Regions from separate parts of the Homo sapiens genome. Here region 2 is linked to region 1. The links are chromatin loops, found by intact Hi-C in ENCODE. Cell type or tissue: mammary epithelial cell. All regions are shown on one strand.

What was found. Peaks named below come from ENCODE experiments on the same cell type or tissue, not always from the same donor. Only the 100,000 strongest peaks of a DNase experiment are listed, where the experiment ranks them.
Region 2: it touches region 1 in a loop (4-fold over the local background); 3 of 110 quality-filtered maps call a loop at or near these places.

What each region holds. Positions count from the first base shown.
Region 1 is chr7:142,020,978-142,028,977 of GRCh38, forward strand. MGAM (maltase-glucoamylase) reads left to right here. Exons shown (of 71, transcript NM_001365693.1): 5 at 1-106; 6 at 609-760; 7 at 1,291-1,462; 8 at 4,073-4,172; 9 at 6,138-6,250; 10 at 6,633-6,758. Among named protein-coding and RNA genes, the nearest start is that of MGAM, 29 kb to the left of the region's middle. In mammary epithelial cell, a CTCF peak has its summit at 3,680; DNase peaks (open chromatin) are centred at 3,804 and 5,134; H3K27ac peaks cover 3,243 bases.
Region 2 is chr7:142,184,954-142,192,953 of GRCh38, forward strand. MGAM2 (maltase-glucoamylase 2 (putative)) reads left to right here. Exons shown (of 48, transcript NM_001293626.2): 34 at 124-186; 35 at 1,036-1,170; 36 at 2,797-2,881; 37 at 4,414-4,552. Among named protein-coding and RNA genes, the nearest start is that of PRSS58, 69 kb to the right of the region's middle. In mammary epithelial cell, a CTCF peak has its summit at 4,095 (motif pointing left); no DNase peak of the experiment used is centred here.

The DNA of each region.
Region 1 (8,000 bases):
CACAGCCCGGTTGAAAAATCTGCCTTCTTCACCAGTGTTTGGAAGCAATGTTGACAATGTTCTTCTCACAGCAGAATATCAGACATCTAATCGTTTCCACTTTAAGGTTGTAATTTGTTTATTTTTTTTTAAGTTTTTTTGAGAGACTTTTATTCCCTATCGGATGAGTGCAGTTACTACAAAATAGAAAATTTTGCTACTGGATGTATTTTTCTATATTGCTATTATTAATTAGCACCTGTATGTTAAAGACATATACAGAATAGCTTCCTTTACTGTAATAACTTCCTGAATATGTATTACAGTTTACTAGTGAGTTTGGCTTTCATTCATTTACTCTAGATAACATGTGGAATATGGTAGGAAGATAAAATAAGGAAGTATCACAGCTTTCAATCCATCTCTGCAGATGTGCTCTGTATGTCTCTACCTAAAGACTAACTTATGCCCAAAGGTGAACCATTTGAGTTTGGTAACATAATGAGTACATCTACCTAAGATATGAGGTCAGTTTGATCAGTGCCTGATTCCAGTATCCTAAGTAGGGATATTGGGAAGCTCTGACAAGTTTTTATTTTGGCTTTCCTTCTATTTCTATCTCTGCACAGTTGACTGACCAAACCAATAACAGGTTTGAAGTGCCCCACGAACACGTGCAGTCCTTCAGTGGAAATGCTGCTGCTTCTTTGACCTACCAAGTTGAAATCTCCAGACAGCCATTTAGCATCAAAGTGACCAGAAGAAGCAACAATCGTGTTTTGTAAGTTTTGGAAACCTATCTAAGGATCAGAGTAGGAAGGTTACAGGGAGGTCTGTAAGCATGAAGAAGGGGGTGTTTCAACAATATTCCTGAAGGTTGTGGGCCCATTATTGGTGACCAGAACCTTTACCTTCTAAAGTATACATTTTTTTCTGGCTTTCTTTCTCTTTCCTCTGTTTGCACAATCATTTTTTTCTCTTTATTTTTCCCTTTATTTCCCTCCGTCTATAATATATAACCAGCTGTCCACCAGTAAATATTTACTGAACATCTCCTATCGTAAGTATAGTGTTCTGGTCATGTAGTAGGCTGTCTGGTCTGGGAGACTAATGCAAGAAATTTGCACATGGTCCCTTTCTTCAAGGAGTCCTTATCTCTTGTTTTCCATAGAAAAATGTCACAGGAGGGCAAATGGGACTGAATGAATGGGGGCTATTGAGTCACTGAGATATAAAGGACGCTTTTCTAAGCACTTACGTTCTCTCCACCCTGCTTGCTCACCCATCCTTGTGTTCTCCACCTGTGTCTAGGTTTGACTCGAGCATTGGGCCCCTACTGTTTGCTGACCAGTTCTTGCAGCTCTCCACTCGACTGCCTAGCACTAACGTGTATGGCCTGGGAGAGCATGTGCACCAGCAGTATCGGCATGATATGAATTGGAAGACCTGGCCCATATTTAACAGAGACACAACTCCCAATGGAGTAAGCTTTCAAATGGGCCCCTTTCCACTGAATATCATAGTCTCATTCTTAAAGGTCACCTCTAGTATTACAGTGTAGTGTTTAAGAGTTAGAGTCTAGAGTGAGACTACCTGGCTTTGAATTCTAGTCTTGCTATTCACCAGTTACGTGGTTCTGGGTGTTACCTACCTCTCTGTCTTCAGTTTCTTATCTATAAAATGGAAGTAATATCTCAATAGGGTTGTGGTGAGGATGAAATGAACAGATACATGTAATGTATCTAGAAGAATGGCTGCCAGAAAGAAGGTACTCAATAAATGCCAACTCCTTCATATTTTCCTAACCAGATATGGAGAAGATATTATTAATATCTGTACTCTCAACAACAGTTGATTGTGATCTCCATATTTTTAGGTTCACCTTTAATCACTGACTCACCAGGTTTATCATCACAATAGGATAAAGTCTCAGCTAAAACAATCATTTTTTGTATAAAGAATGATTGTGGTAGTGAAAGAATAGACAGAGTTTTGTTGTTATTGTTTTATTTTATTTCCACTTTGTTTTGACTGCTAAAATTTGAAGTAACATTGTTTTCTGGATTTGGCAATACTCTGTTGTTCAGGGCCTTTCTTTTTCTTTTCTTCTTCTCTCTTTGTTTGAGATGGGGTCTCACTGTCACCCAGGCTGAAGTACAGTGGCACAACCATGACTCACTTTAGCCTCAACCTCTCTGGGCTCAGGTAACCCTCGTACCTCAGTGTCTGGAGTAGCTGAGACTAAAGGTGCGTGTCACCATGCCTGGCCAAATTTTTGTATTTTTTTTGTAGAGACTGTGTTTCGCCATGTTGTTCAGGCTGATCTCAAACTCCTGGACTCAAGCAATCCTCTGGCCTTGGTCTCCCGTAAGTGCTGGGATTACAAATGTGAGCCACTGTGCCCAGCTGGGCTTTCTTGACTAAGCAGAATTAATGGATGGAAGAAAGGAGATTACAGCAATAATTTATTAGTCATATATATATATATATACACACACACACACATACATGTTTGTGTATATATATCTATTTAGCCATAGAGTCTAGAAAATATAATAATTTCTTGTTAGAAAAAACCAAGGCCCAGCGAAGCCAAATTAATAGCTCAAGGCAAAAGGGTTTGTAAGAACAAGAATGGCCTGAACCCGGGAGGTGGACCTTGCAATGAGCCGAGATCGCGCCACTGCACTCCAGCCTGGGTGACAGAGCGAGACTCTGTCTCAAAAAAAAAGAGGTTGTAAGAACAGAGGAAGAATCTAATCCCTACTCTGTGTAATTTTTAAGCCCAGGCTCTGTACTGTACATATGCCTATCAGAAAAGCAGAAAAGCTGTTAAGTCAGAGCAGCTTACCTAGGAATAGTTGGTGACAGTTGTTTCATTAAGGAGCCTCAGATCCTTGCTTCTCAAAGTGTGTATGTGGCAGGGGAACCACCCTCTGAGAGAGGTGGGCTTTCAGTCCCTTCTTCCATCTATTGAATTAAAATCTGCATTTAGGGCTGGGAGCAGTGGCTCACGTCTGTAATCCCAACAGTTTGGGAGGCCAAGGCGTGTGGATCATTTGAGGTCAGGAGTTCAAGATCAACCTGGTGAAACCCTGTCTCTACTAAAAATACAAAAAATTAGCTGGGCATGGTGGTGGCGGGTGCCTGTAGTCCCAGCTACTTGGGAGGCTGAGGCAGGAGAATGGCATGAACCCAGGAGGCAGAGCTTGCAGTGAACCGAGATTGAGCCGCTGCACTCCAGCCTGGGTGACAGAGTGAGACTCCATCTCAAAAAAATAAAATAAAATAAAAACCGAAACAAAAATTAGCCAGGCGGTAGTGGCACACGCCTGTAATCCTAGCTACTCAGGAGGCTGAGGCAGGAGAATTGCTTGAGCCTGGGAGGTGGAGGTTACCGTGAGCCAAGATCACACTACTGCACTCCAGTCTGGGCGACAGAGTGAGACCCTGTCTGGAAAAAAAAAAAAAAAAATCTGCATTTAACTAAAATGCCCATGTAGTTTGCAGATACACCAAATTTTGAGAAACACTTTTCCAGAGCAATAGTTATCAAATGTGACTACATGTTGAAGTTACCTGGGGAAGTTAAAAAATAACAGCCATGTCTGCTTCTACCTCTAGGGATTCTGTTTTAATTGGTCTGGGGTGCAGTCTAGGTTGAGAACTCCTGTTCTGGAGTCTCAAAGACAAGCCTAGACTAGAGCTCCATCTAGTTACCTGATTCATATTAAAGCATATTGATGGAGCTTTTGCTGATGAGGTTAAGTCAGGTTAAGACAGGCCTCTTTGAGAGGGCAGTTTTTCTGAATTACATTTTAAAAATTCCTATCCTCTTACCTTCTAAAAAATATCACAGCCTTCACATTCCTTCTAGATGAATGATAATAGCTGGCTCATTCTGTAAGAAAACATGAGTTCACTTGGTTAACATCAACTAGATATAGACCCCATCTTTTAAAAATGTGTCTTTATGACCCTGAATGTCCTGTCAATTAGTTGCATGATTAAGACTGATTTCCTAAACCAACCCCACAGTGTGATGCTGAGACTTCTTAGTTGTAAATTTTGGTTTTTAATTCTCTTTCTGCAGAACGGAACTAATTTGTATGGTGCGCAGACATTCTTCTTGTGCCTTGAAGATGCTAGTGGATTGTCCTTTGGGGTGTTTCTGATGAACAGCAATGCCATGGGTAAAGGAATATTCATGGAAAAAACAAGCACAAGAGTGATTTTCAGTCCCTTTCTTACAGCACTATGATAAAAGGAATGGATCCCTTTAAGAGTGACTGAGCCATAGTGTAGGGAGGGCCTTATAGATTCTCTAATTGTGCTATCCCTACTTCATTACCTATTGATCCATGGTAGCCATGAGTAGGGGATTTTCTCCAACTTATGATTTTCCTGAATCTGGTGGCCTCTGTTGGAATATTTTCTATTATCAAGTTAAGGAGCTCACCCTTCCCTATAATTTACTCTGAGATAGTTTCCACCAATGTGTTCTTCTCCGTCTTCAGCCCTGTAGTCAGTAGATCCCAGTGGCAATGAATTGCCATAGGGGAAGAGAAGATGTATCAGAATCTCCCAGGATTGATGGTGGGCATAGGGTATTGATCCATACCTTTTCTTAATTGAGAGTCATCGATTCAATCAGTGCTCCTCAAAGTGTGGTCCCTGAATGGGTCACAGACTGTTTCAGGTCTATAGTAAGATGAGTATAGAAATGGCGAGTAAGCAATGCTGTAGCCTCCACACGCACACATGAACCTTTTTCTAGTAATTAATTTTCATATTATTTTATGAAAATATCAGCTTGCAGTGAAATGGAAATTAAACAAAATAAAGATCTGATTCTCCACCACAGATATCCGAGAAGCACTCTAAATGATCTAACATGATTCTAGGACATCTAAGAGATGAATCTAAGACGATTCTAATAGAATCTTAGATGGTCCTAAGGTACTTAAAATACCAAATAACCTAAGAATAGACTGAGATAATATAATAGAAAGACTGTACAGTTTTAGATAGGTGAAAGGAACCAGAAAATAAGATGAGTCAGACTTAGTGGGAAAGGCCACAAGATCCTAGATACTCTGTATGAGTTGTTCCTATGACCAAAGAGTACATTGCAATATTTCTTGAGGCATTTTATTCCTAGATACGAATCAAGGTAATGACACAACTTTTAAGAATGGTGATTGGCACATAGAAGGGTTTTGAATTTATGATACAATTTCTGACTTTTTTTTTTTAGTTTGGCTTTTGTTTGAGGTGAGATTCACTGAGGTTAGTTACCTCCATGTCTAGTTGAATTATATTCTCACAATAATGACGGGGTATGTGGTGGGACATGTTCTGTGGTTATGAAAGTCAGAGAGGAGAAACTTTTCCTCTAACCTCTTAGGGTTAATTCTTGGGAGGCTGCAAATTAAACTGGCAAAAAGGTAGATTAGCAATAGAAAAGACAGAATTTATTTACACATACAATGCACATACACACAGCAATTCTCAGTGATGAGTAACTCAAAGCAGAGATTAGAACTTGGGGCTTCTATACCATCTTAATTAATAGGTGAAAGGGAATGGGGAAAGACACTTAGGAGAGAACAAATGACATTTTGGAAAGATAAATGGGCCCTTAGGAGAGTAGGTGGGAGGATGTGATAGTCTTGTAACACTGTTTATCTGGGAATGGTGCCTGTTGTCTCAGAGAAGACTAGAGGTACTCCTTGGAGCAGATTTATGACAATTGCTTTTTATTGAGTTCTTTTGGGAGGCTCTGATTTTAGCACATCAGGGATTTCAGTAACTTAAATGCCTTTGGTCCAAAATAATTTTTTTATGTCACAGTGGCTTATTCTGGACCCCTTCATAAGCCTGGCTGCTTTTTCCCCAGAACCTGGGGCCTGGCACAAGACACTAAGACACTCCAGTCAGTATTATTAAAATCTGTCACAGAAAAAATGCCTTGGCTGCCATGTGCTGTGAGGGTGGACTTGGATGGTCAGGGTTTTCACTTGGTATTCAAAATGTGAGGCACTAGGGTCACCTTGTTAATGTTCACATGGTTAGTGATCCTGTGTTATTTTAAAACTTGTAGTTACTATTCAAGAATCAATTCTGATTTTTATTTTCTTCATTTTTAACCTTTCAAGAGGTTGTCCTTCAGCCTGCGCCAGCCATCACTTACCGCACCATTGGGGGCATTCTCGACTTCTATGTGTTCTTGGGAAACACTCCAGAGCAAGTTGTTCAAGAATATCTAGAGGTAAACTTAGGATGTCAAGATTATGACTCAGGAAATCCTAAACAGCAAATATTTTAAAAAAGTAAAATTCATGTGCAAGTGTGACCCACAAAATCTGCTGTTACAAATTTGAGATATTAAAGAACAGATTTCATATATGCAATGGAAACTTGCTGTATAGCATTTTTATGTTATAAGAAGGTGAGAGAATATAAAGGTGCCCCAAACATGGCCCTACCCTCAAACATTTATGAAGGGGCTGGAAAAATAGACTAACATTCTAACATTAATGAATCAGTGCATTGGGAAATGGACTATGTTTGGTGCTCTGAAAGCAATGCTTCGAAAAATTTTTATTAAAAACAGAGTATTTGCTAATTTTCACTTCACATATTTCTTTCAGCTCATTGGGCGGCCAGCCCTTCCCTCCTACTGGGCGCTTGGATTTCACCTCAGTCGTTACGAATATGGAACCTTAGACAACATGAGGGAAGTCGTGGAGAGAAATCGCGCAGCACAGCTCCCTTATGTAAGCAAGGTTTTCAACAGTTCTCCAAAAGTAAAGAAATTCCCTTGAAGAAAAAGAAAAACTGTTTATATTTTCTCTCCCTGAGTTTAATTGATTTATTTATTTGGTAATGAAAGGAGTTTTAGATATTCAGAATACTAGACATTTTTTTTTTTGTTGGACCAGTAATTTTTTCAAGGAACCATTGTTCTTTATAGTATGAAATAGATTGGGAGACCATAATTATGTGTTGGGAGGCAATCTGTTTTTGTCTCTATTTTTCTTATTATGTATTTTATTAGTAAACTTTTTTTGTGCTTACTGTATTGACTACATTTTACAGGTGTTTTTATTTGAGTTTTCAAGGCATTTGTCTCTTTAGCTTGAATTGTAGCATTTTAATGCTTCTCAGTATGGATTTTCTTGCCTTACACATGTTCTTGGTTTGCTTTGACTCAAAAGTGTCATGGCAGGGACTTACCATAAAAGTTGTATCATATTTTCAGAAATTCCTCTAAGATTCTGGCATAAGATTTCATGTCTAAATTCTTAGGTTCTTAGGTTTAGTGTCAGGTCAAGAATGATGCAGATCCCCAGGCTCCCTACCTATGTTTTAACAGATATTTTAAAGAGGAATTGAGGAAGTGGAGTAGTTCTAGACCCCATGAATTTAGTTCAAACTAATTATATTGCTAGAACAACCATGAGCCATCTGGGTTAGCATCATTTTTTTTCACAGATAGTAAATTGAGGCTGTCAGGGGAAATACTATGACCAAGACCACATAGGTAATTGATGACAGAACAAATACTGCATGTGACTACATGGATGTGAAAAATAATACAAGTTTCAGGTCCATGTGTTTTTACATTGATATTTTGATTACTATTAAATTGGGAATAAGCAAAATTTGCCTTTCTCTTTAGAGTGGTCATTTTGCCATTGAAGCTGAGCTTCAGTAGACATTTTGTAATTTGACGGAAAGATAGTCCATAAATATGATGTGTAAAAGAAAGTGCTTAATGGAATTGAGATTCAAAAAGCCTAGGAACACTGAGGAGATGGGGGAAGCAGAAAGTCAGGGCAGATAAAGACGTTTGGGTGGATGAATTCACTCTCAATTTGGCTGCGAGTCCCACTACTCATTCTCCAGCATGACGTGTCTTTATGCATGTGGGGGTGGGTTGGGGGAGGGATAACAGAAAAAGTGGTAAAAGCAGGACTGAGCCAAAGGACAATTAACACAGCCACCATAATAATGAG
Region 2 (8,000 bases), 160 kb after region 1:
TTTATGGCAAAGATTCCCAAGCGTTTCATGGAGATGCCTGTCATCAGAGTCTAACACATGAAATATCTCATAGTCTGTATGCAAGGATCTGTAAAGGTTTTAATTGCCCTTCTTTTTCTCTAGGTTTGGCCAGATCTGCCTAATGTAATTGTAGATGGATCCCTTGACCATGAAACTCAGGTTAAGGTACAGTTGTATATAGATTTTTGTCAACATTGCCCTAAACATCTGGATATTTACATTTTTTATCCTGATGAATAAGTAGCTAACCCTTCAGTTAAGTAGCCCTAACTTGAGGGTGCTTATCCACTGTTAGTTTCTTGGCAGAAAGAGATCCTCGAGTGGAAAGCTCAACAAACAGCGAACATGGAAATGTGTAGAAGGAAATCATCAATGAAATCCTCTCATAAGTGTGATTTTAATGGGCTGTGATTTGTTTGAACTTTATGACGCTTGAAAAATAATGAACCAAAGTCTAGCATTTTCTCACTAGAGGGGAATCCATTATGAACAGACTGGATTTTAATAAATTATCTGCATACAAAAGAAAATACAAGTCAGCTGAATGAAGGAAAGTTGTTAATCTCAGCCTGGTCATCTAGCATCCCCTCTACTCTGGAGTTCACTTGCCCCTGGATGACAGTCCTCCTTCATCTCATTTGAATAGTCTGGAAAAAGCTTTTGCTAATATCACACTGATATTTAAGTAAAAAAAAAAAAGAAAAAGTATTTGCATCTCTAAAGTTCAATTGTTCAGACACTGTTAATTTTCCAGTCTTGTGATTACATGTCCAGTTATTAAACAAATCCTGTATTTGAAAGGGATTATAAAGCTATCTAACCTTCTTCTAAGAAAATAAAGAATGAAGTCAGCCTTCCCCAATCTCTGCTTCTGTTGTAAACTCTGCAACAGCAGCAGATCTGAGATTAGAGCAGAGACTGATCTGGGCAGGCACAAATTCCTGTTCATCTCCCATTTGTGGTCTCCTGTATAGGCTGAGACCCCGACAATGAGAGTGTGTGTTATTCTTACAGCTTTACAGGGCCTACGTTGCCTTTCCTGACTTCTTTCGTAATAGCACAGCTGCGTGGTGGAAGAAAGAGATAGAAGAGCTCTATGCAAACCCTCGAGAGCCAGAGAAGAGCTTGAAGTTTGATGGATTGTGGATTGTAAGTGCACCCTTGGTTGTCTTTTTTTTTTTTTTGGAAATGTTAGCAAGTCAAAACATGGGGAGGAGAGACTAGCAAAGCAGAGACATAGGGCTGAAGAGATGAAAGGGAGAATCTAGGTGCTGTTACAGAATCTAGGTGCTAGGACCAAGAGAAGCAGAGATCATTGCTGATCTGCCCAGGGACATATTGTCTGGTGGATGTTGGAGCCCACAGAGGAGACTGCTACTGCTGGAGATGCCAGAGCAAAAGAGAAAGGGAGAAATCACCTCCCATCTCCAATCTCTTGCCAATATCACCCACTGGCCAAATCTACCTGAAAGCTTATTGTAAGGGAGTCTTACAGGGCAGAGCTGGGAGTGGGTGAGGCATGGAGTTGAGAGCAAGTAGACGTTTGCCATAGTACTGGGGCAGACAACTCTGAGGGAATGGCTTAAAGGGCCTGTTCAGATGTTTGCTGTAAATGCCAGTTGGCCTTAAAAGCAGGACTTCCTGAGATGTCCCTGGGATATATGTCCAAGGGCAGCTCTATCTATGTTTTCCTCTGTCCTGATTTCCTTCCCCACTGTCCAGTGGCCTGAAATCTTAAGCAAGCTCTAGGCCAGCTCTGAAGAGCTATTCAGCTCTGGGTCAGACTGGAAGAAGTCTGTGATTCACTCCAGAGACAAAAGTCCACTGAAAACACAGGGGCCTCCCTGACCACCCGCACCTTTGAGATAGTTAGGCACAGAATAGACATGTGAAAGGACACAAATTAACTCAAACAGGCAAATCAGACAGTGGAGAGTTGTGGGCAGCTTTGAGAATAAGAGATGCTGATAGCTCTGGGGTAGTATTTTTTTTTTTTTTCCAATGGAGGGAAAGCTGTAGCTGGGTAATTCAAAGTAATGAATAGTTCCTCAAGTACTTTCATTTGCCTTTAGTATGTCCTATTTAAAATAGTCTGGCTTTCGAAAATTTAACTTTTCCATTGTCAGAGTGCACAGTGAACATTCCCTTAGGAGCCCCTACTCCTTGCATTTAAGTAACAAATTCCCCAAAGTATGTTTTTATTTCCAAACTTGTTTCTGAGTTACATATAACTTTTTAGAAATATATTTATAGCAGAAAGTGAGATAACTCTCCTTGTGTTTGGCCTATGCCAATATCAGAATTAGTCCAAGCAACTGGACTAAGAAAAAATAGAGGAAGATAATAGTAACCTCTGGCCATAGACTAAAAAGTGAATAATCCATGCGTAGTAAAACAAGATGGGCTACCTCTGTTGGGGAGTTGTATCAAGGGGAGTTGTATCAAGAGATTTCCTTAGGTCCTGTGTCCAGCATTACCTCACTATTTTTGCCACTGTAAAACAATCCTTGTAAGTTTTAAAATGCCAGGTAAGCAAGGAGTTTAGCACTCCACTTTGGCCGATATAAATTTTTAGAGTCCATTTGGGTCAATGCCAGGGATTACACTACACATTTTTAGAGTCCATTTGGGTCAGTGCCAGGAATTAAACACAGTGAACTAAACCACCAGCTGAGCTGAGGGCTTCAAAAGTCATCTCCCTGAGTTAGTGTCCTCTATAGCCAAGGCCATCCTGCCCCTGACATGACGAGATCTTTTTTTGTTAACTCATTTCAGGATATGAATGAGCCATCAAATTTTGTGGATGGATCTGTCAGGGGCTGCAGCAATGAAATGCTAAATAACCCACCCTATATGCCATGTATGTAAAATAATTACTTCATCAACTTACTTTCCTACTCAAAGACTCCAAAAGTTTTCCTTTTACTGTCAAAGTGAAGCCTAATGTTGAAGACAGAAACCATTCTCCAACATGACATGAAATCCCAAGTAAGATAACCTTGAATAAGTGCAGCTAAACTAATCAAGCAAGAAATAATGACATGATGTGGTGTGAAAGAAACCAAACGATGCATGGTACATTTGATTCCATTGATAACTATGAACAGATTGCTAAAATTTTAAATAAACCCTTAAACACACACACACACACACACACACACACACACACACACACACGTGGAGAGATGTTCTTTTGATTAAAGAATTAAAACCTAGTTTCTGAAGTCTCTCTGCCCATGTAAACAGACATTTGATGAAGGATACTTTTTGGTCATTCTGTGGTACAAACAAAAATAGAATGTTGGTATCAAAAGGATCTCAGAAAGTTGAATCTTCTCGTGTTGCAGAGAAACAAGGAAGGAAATGACTCACTTCTAAAAGTACTGTACCACGGCTGAGGTGGGAGGATTGTTTAAGACCAGGAGTTTGAGTCTTGAGACCAGCCTGGGCAACATAGTGAGACCCATAAAAAAAAACAAACAAACACCAAAAACCAGAAAAACAACAACAACAAAAGGCATTATACCAGTAATCTATGGGACAGAATCTAGAATTCAAGTTTCTTGATGTCTACATCACTGTTATGCTGCCCATTTCTCACTCACTCACTCATTCATTCATTTTCTCCTTCATTAATTTAATGCAGGGGGTGTTTGACTTGCAATGGTCTGACTTATGATTTTCAACCTTACAATGGTAAGAAAGTGACATGCATTCAGTAGAAACCGAACTTTGAGAGCCCAAATAACCATTCTATTTTTCACTTTCACTATAGTGTTCAATAAGTTACAAGAGATATTCAACACTTTGTTTTAAAATAGGCCTTGTATTAGATAATTTTGCCCAACTTAGGCTAATGTAAGTGTCTGAGCACATTTAAGGTAGGTTAGGTCCATTCAATGCATTTTCAAGTTACAGTATTTTCAACTTGTGATGGGTTCATGGGGATATAATCACATTGTAAGTTAAGGATCATCTGTACTTATGTATCAAGCAAATGCTGTCAAATCAGAAAGATTTAGAGACACAAATACAAAAATGATTGAAATAGATTTATTCCCTGGAGAACATTACCATCTAGTGGAAGAAACAGTCCTAACAATGAAGGAGTTTATTATGTTGGCAAAAGGGCTATGACAACACTCTATAAATTAAATCAGAGTTGGTGCAAAAAGAAGGGGAGCTGCTTTTCCCAGCTCCATATTTTATCCTTACCCTTCATTAGTTATAAAGACACAGAACATTGTTTTCTATAGACTAAAACCTCATAAAATTGGGTCTGTTACTGGTAACAAAGTTGTTGATTGAAGTAAAGAAATGCCAAAATGATGGGCATTTCTAGTGAATGTGCAAATCATGTTGTTTAGGAAATAACTCAACATTTCCCCTCAGATTTGGAATCTAGGGACAAGGGCCTGAGCAGCAAGACTCTGTGCATGGAGAGTCAGCAGATCCTGCCGGACAGCTCCCCCGTGGAGCACTACAACGTGCACAACCTGTACGGGTGGTCCCAGACCAGACCCACATACGAGTGAGTGTCTTTTTGTCACAGCAGCAAAGATAATTTTCCACATCATTCCTTTTGCCATTTCATATTTGCATTGTGCATGTATCTACGTGATCCGAGTTAAATGGGTTAAAGTCAAAATTTCAGGCACGGTTGCCCAAGCAACCACCTCTGAGCGCATTTATCAAGTGGGTTACTAAATTCACCTATTTAAAGTGAGCAATTAGGTAATGTTTAGTATATTCATAGAGTTGTGCAACTATCACAAAAATTAAATTTTCGAACATTTTCAGAACTCGAAAAGGAAAACCTTTGCCCATTAGCAATCATTTCTACCTTGTTCCTACCTCCTGAGCCCTAGCCATTACTCATCTATTTTCTGTCTATGTGGATTGCCTATTCTGGACATTTCATAAAATGGAATCACACAATATGTGCTCTTTTGTATATGGGTACTTTCACTTGGCATAATGTTTTCAATGATTATCTATGTTGTAGCATGTATCAGTACTTGATTTCTTTTGACTAATAAAATTTCATTATATAGATACACCATATTTTGCTTGCCTATCTACCAATGAGTGAACATCTAAATTGTTTCCATTTTTTTTTTGGCTATTATGAGTAGTGATTATGTGAATATTTATGTGCAAGATTTGGAGTAGACATGTTTTCTTTGTTTTGAATATGTATCTAAGAGTGGAACTTCTGTGTCATATAGGAACTGTATTTTTAATATTTTGAAGAAATATCAAGCTGTTTTCTAAAAAGGCTGTACCATTTTACTTTTTTTTTTTTTTTTTTTTTTTTGATGGAGTCTGGCTCTGTCGCCCAGGCTGGAGTGCAGTGGTGCAATCTCGGCTCACTGCAACCTCCTCCTCCTGGGTTCAGGTGATTCTCCAGCCTCAGACTCCCGAGTAGCTGGGATTACAGGCATAAGTCACCATGCCTGGCTAATTTTTTTGTATTTTTTAGTAGAGACGGGTTTCGCCATGTTGGCCAGGCTGGTCTCGAGCTCCTGACCCCAGGTGATCCACCTGCCTCGGCCTCCCAAAGTGCTGGGATTATAGGCATGAGCCATCGCACCCAGCCTACCATTTTACATTCTTACCTGCATGTATGATAAAATGTATAAGAGTTGCAGTTCCTCCACATCCTTGCCAACACTCGGTGGTATTCATCTTTTTAAATTATAGACATTCTAATGGGGGTAAAGTGATATCTAATTGTTGTTTTCACTTTATTTCACTAATACTAATGTTATTGAGCATGTTTTCATATGCTATTGGCTATTTGTATATATTCAAATATCTATTCAAATCCTTTGCTCATTTTTGATAGAATCATTTTTTTTAATTATTATTGAGTTGTGGCCAGGCGTGGTGGCTCACACCTGTAATCTCAGTACTTTGGGAGGCCGAAGTGGGAGGATTGCTTGAGTCCAGGAGTCCGAGGGCAGCTTGGGCAACATAATGAGACCCTGTCTCTACAAAAAACAAACAAACTAGCCAGGCAGAATGGTGCATGCCTGTAGTCCCAGCTACTCGAGAGGCTAAGGTAGGAGGATCTCTTGAGCCTAGGAGTTTGAGGCTGCAGTGAACTATGATGGCACTGCACTTCAGCCTGGGCAACAAAGTAAGACTATCTCTACAGAAAAAAAAAAATTATTGGATCGTAAGAATTCTTTAAATATTCTAAATTCAAGCTTCTCATGAGATATATAGTTTGAGGATATTTTCTCTCATTTTGTAAACTTTTCACTTCCATAACCATGCCTTTTGGAGCACATTTTTAAAAGTTTTTATAAAGTCCTATTTATTCATTTACTTACTTATTCATTTGTCACTTGTGCTTTTGGTGTCATATTCAAGGAACTATTACCTAATTCAAGGTCATGAAGATTTATTCCTATGTCTTCTTCTAAGAGCTTTATAGTTTTAGGTATTACACCAAGATCTGTCATCCATTTTAAGTTTATTTTTGTGTATGGTGTGAGGTAGTGGTTCAATGTTATTCTTTCCTTCATTTTATTATCTTGACACCTTGTCAAAAATCAATTGACAGTAAATGAGAAGGCTTATTTTTGCCTTCTCAACTCTATTTCATTGATCTCTCTCTCTCTATATATATATATATCCTTATGCCAGTACCACACTGTCTTAATTGATGAAGTGTGACTCTTCCAATTTTTTTTTCAAGATTGTTTTAGCTACTATGGGTCCCTTGCATTTGATATGAATTTTGTAATCACTTTGTCAGTTTTGACAAAATAGCAACAGGGATTTTGATAGTTTTTACATTGAGTCTATAAATCAGTTTGGTGAGTATTACCATGTTAACAATATTAAGTCTCTTTTGATTCATTAGCATGAGGTGTCTTTCCACTTATTTAGATCTTTAATTTTTTCAACAATTATTTTTAGTTTTTAATGTATATGTTTTTGGCCATTATTTCTATAAATATTTATCTGTCCCTTTGTCTTTTCTTTTATCCTTCTGAGATTTTGCCACTTTCCAATGTCGTTGGGAAATTTCAGACTTGTTCTTTAGTTCTTCCCAGGACAGAGTGTGATCTTTTCTGTTCAACTGCCCCTTTCTGCTCAAGTATCTGAGCTCTCTGCCTTCTGTCCCCAGAGTTTACAAGAACCTCATACTATTTGATTTTGGGCTATCAACAGGTGATGTATCATGTTGCCCCTGGTGTTCCACAATCAGGGGCAACATGGTCTTCCAAACAGAAATTCTTCTTCCCTTTCCCACTTTCTTTACATCTTCATCTTTCAGTTGCTCTTTCACAGTCTTGCTTTCCACACCTAGCTTGAGGCTTTTCCAACCAAGGAAAAACTAGTTCTTCAGGAAAACACCCATGTCATTATATGAAATACACACAAAACAAATAGGTGTTTTGCAACCTCAGAGATAACCTTACCTTGGAAGAGTACAAGGATGAATAAGTCACAGTCCCTGCTTTCAAGGACCTCATTGTCTAATTATAGGAGTCAAACATGAGAGGGAAAATCAATTAACTCTACTGGGATAATCCAGAAAGTCTTCATAGAAGAAGTGATGTTTGAATGTTGGTTAAAAGAAGAGTAGAAATTTTCTTTTGGCAAAGAAGGGGCTTTCAGGGCAAAGAAAGCAGCAATAAGAAGATGTGAAAACTTGATAAAGTTTCTACCAAAAGCTCAACTTTCCCATGCACCATCCCCTCCTCTCTCTTCAGGGAAATTTGCTTTTCACACATCTGCATCCCATCGCCATCTTTCTCTTCAGAGAAGCTTGCTCCACAAATTATACTTTTCCATGGGTGCTCGTTTCTTCATGAATTATTTTTTATCTTCTTCCTCACTGCTGGTATATTGCTTTAGGATTTAGGCTGTGAAATCTTCTAACTAAACTTTCTCATCTTTCAAATTGGAAAAATCATGGCATCTATTGTTAATATAAAAATTAAATGATATAATGAATCCAC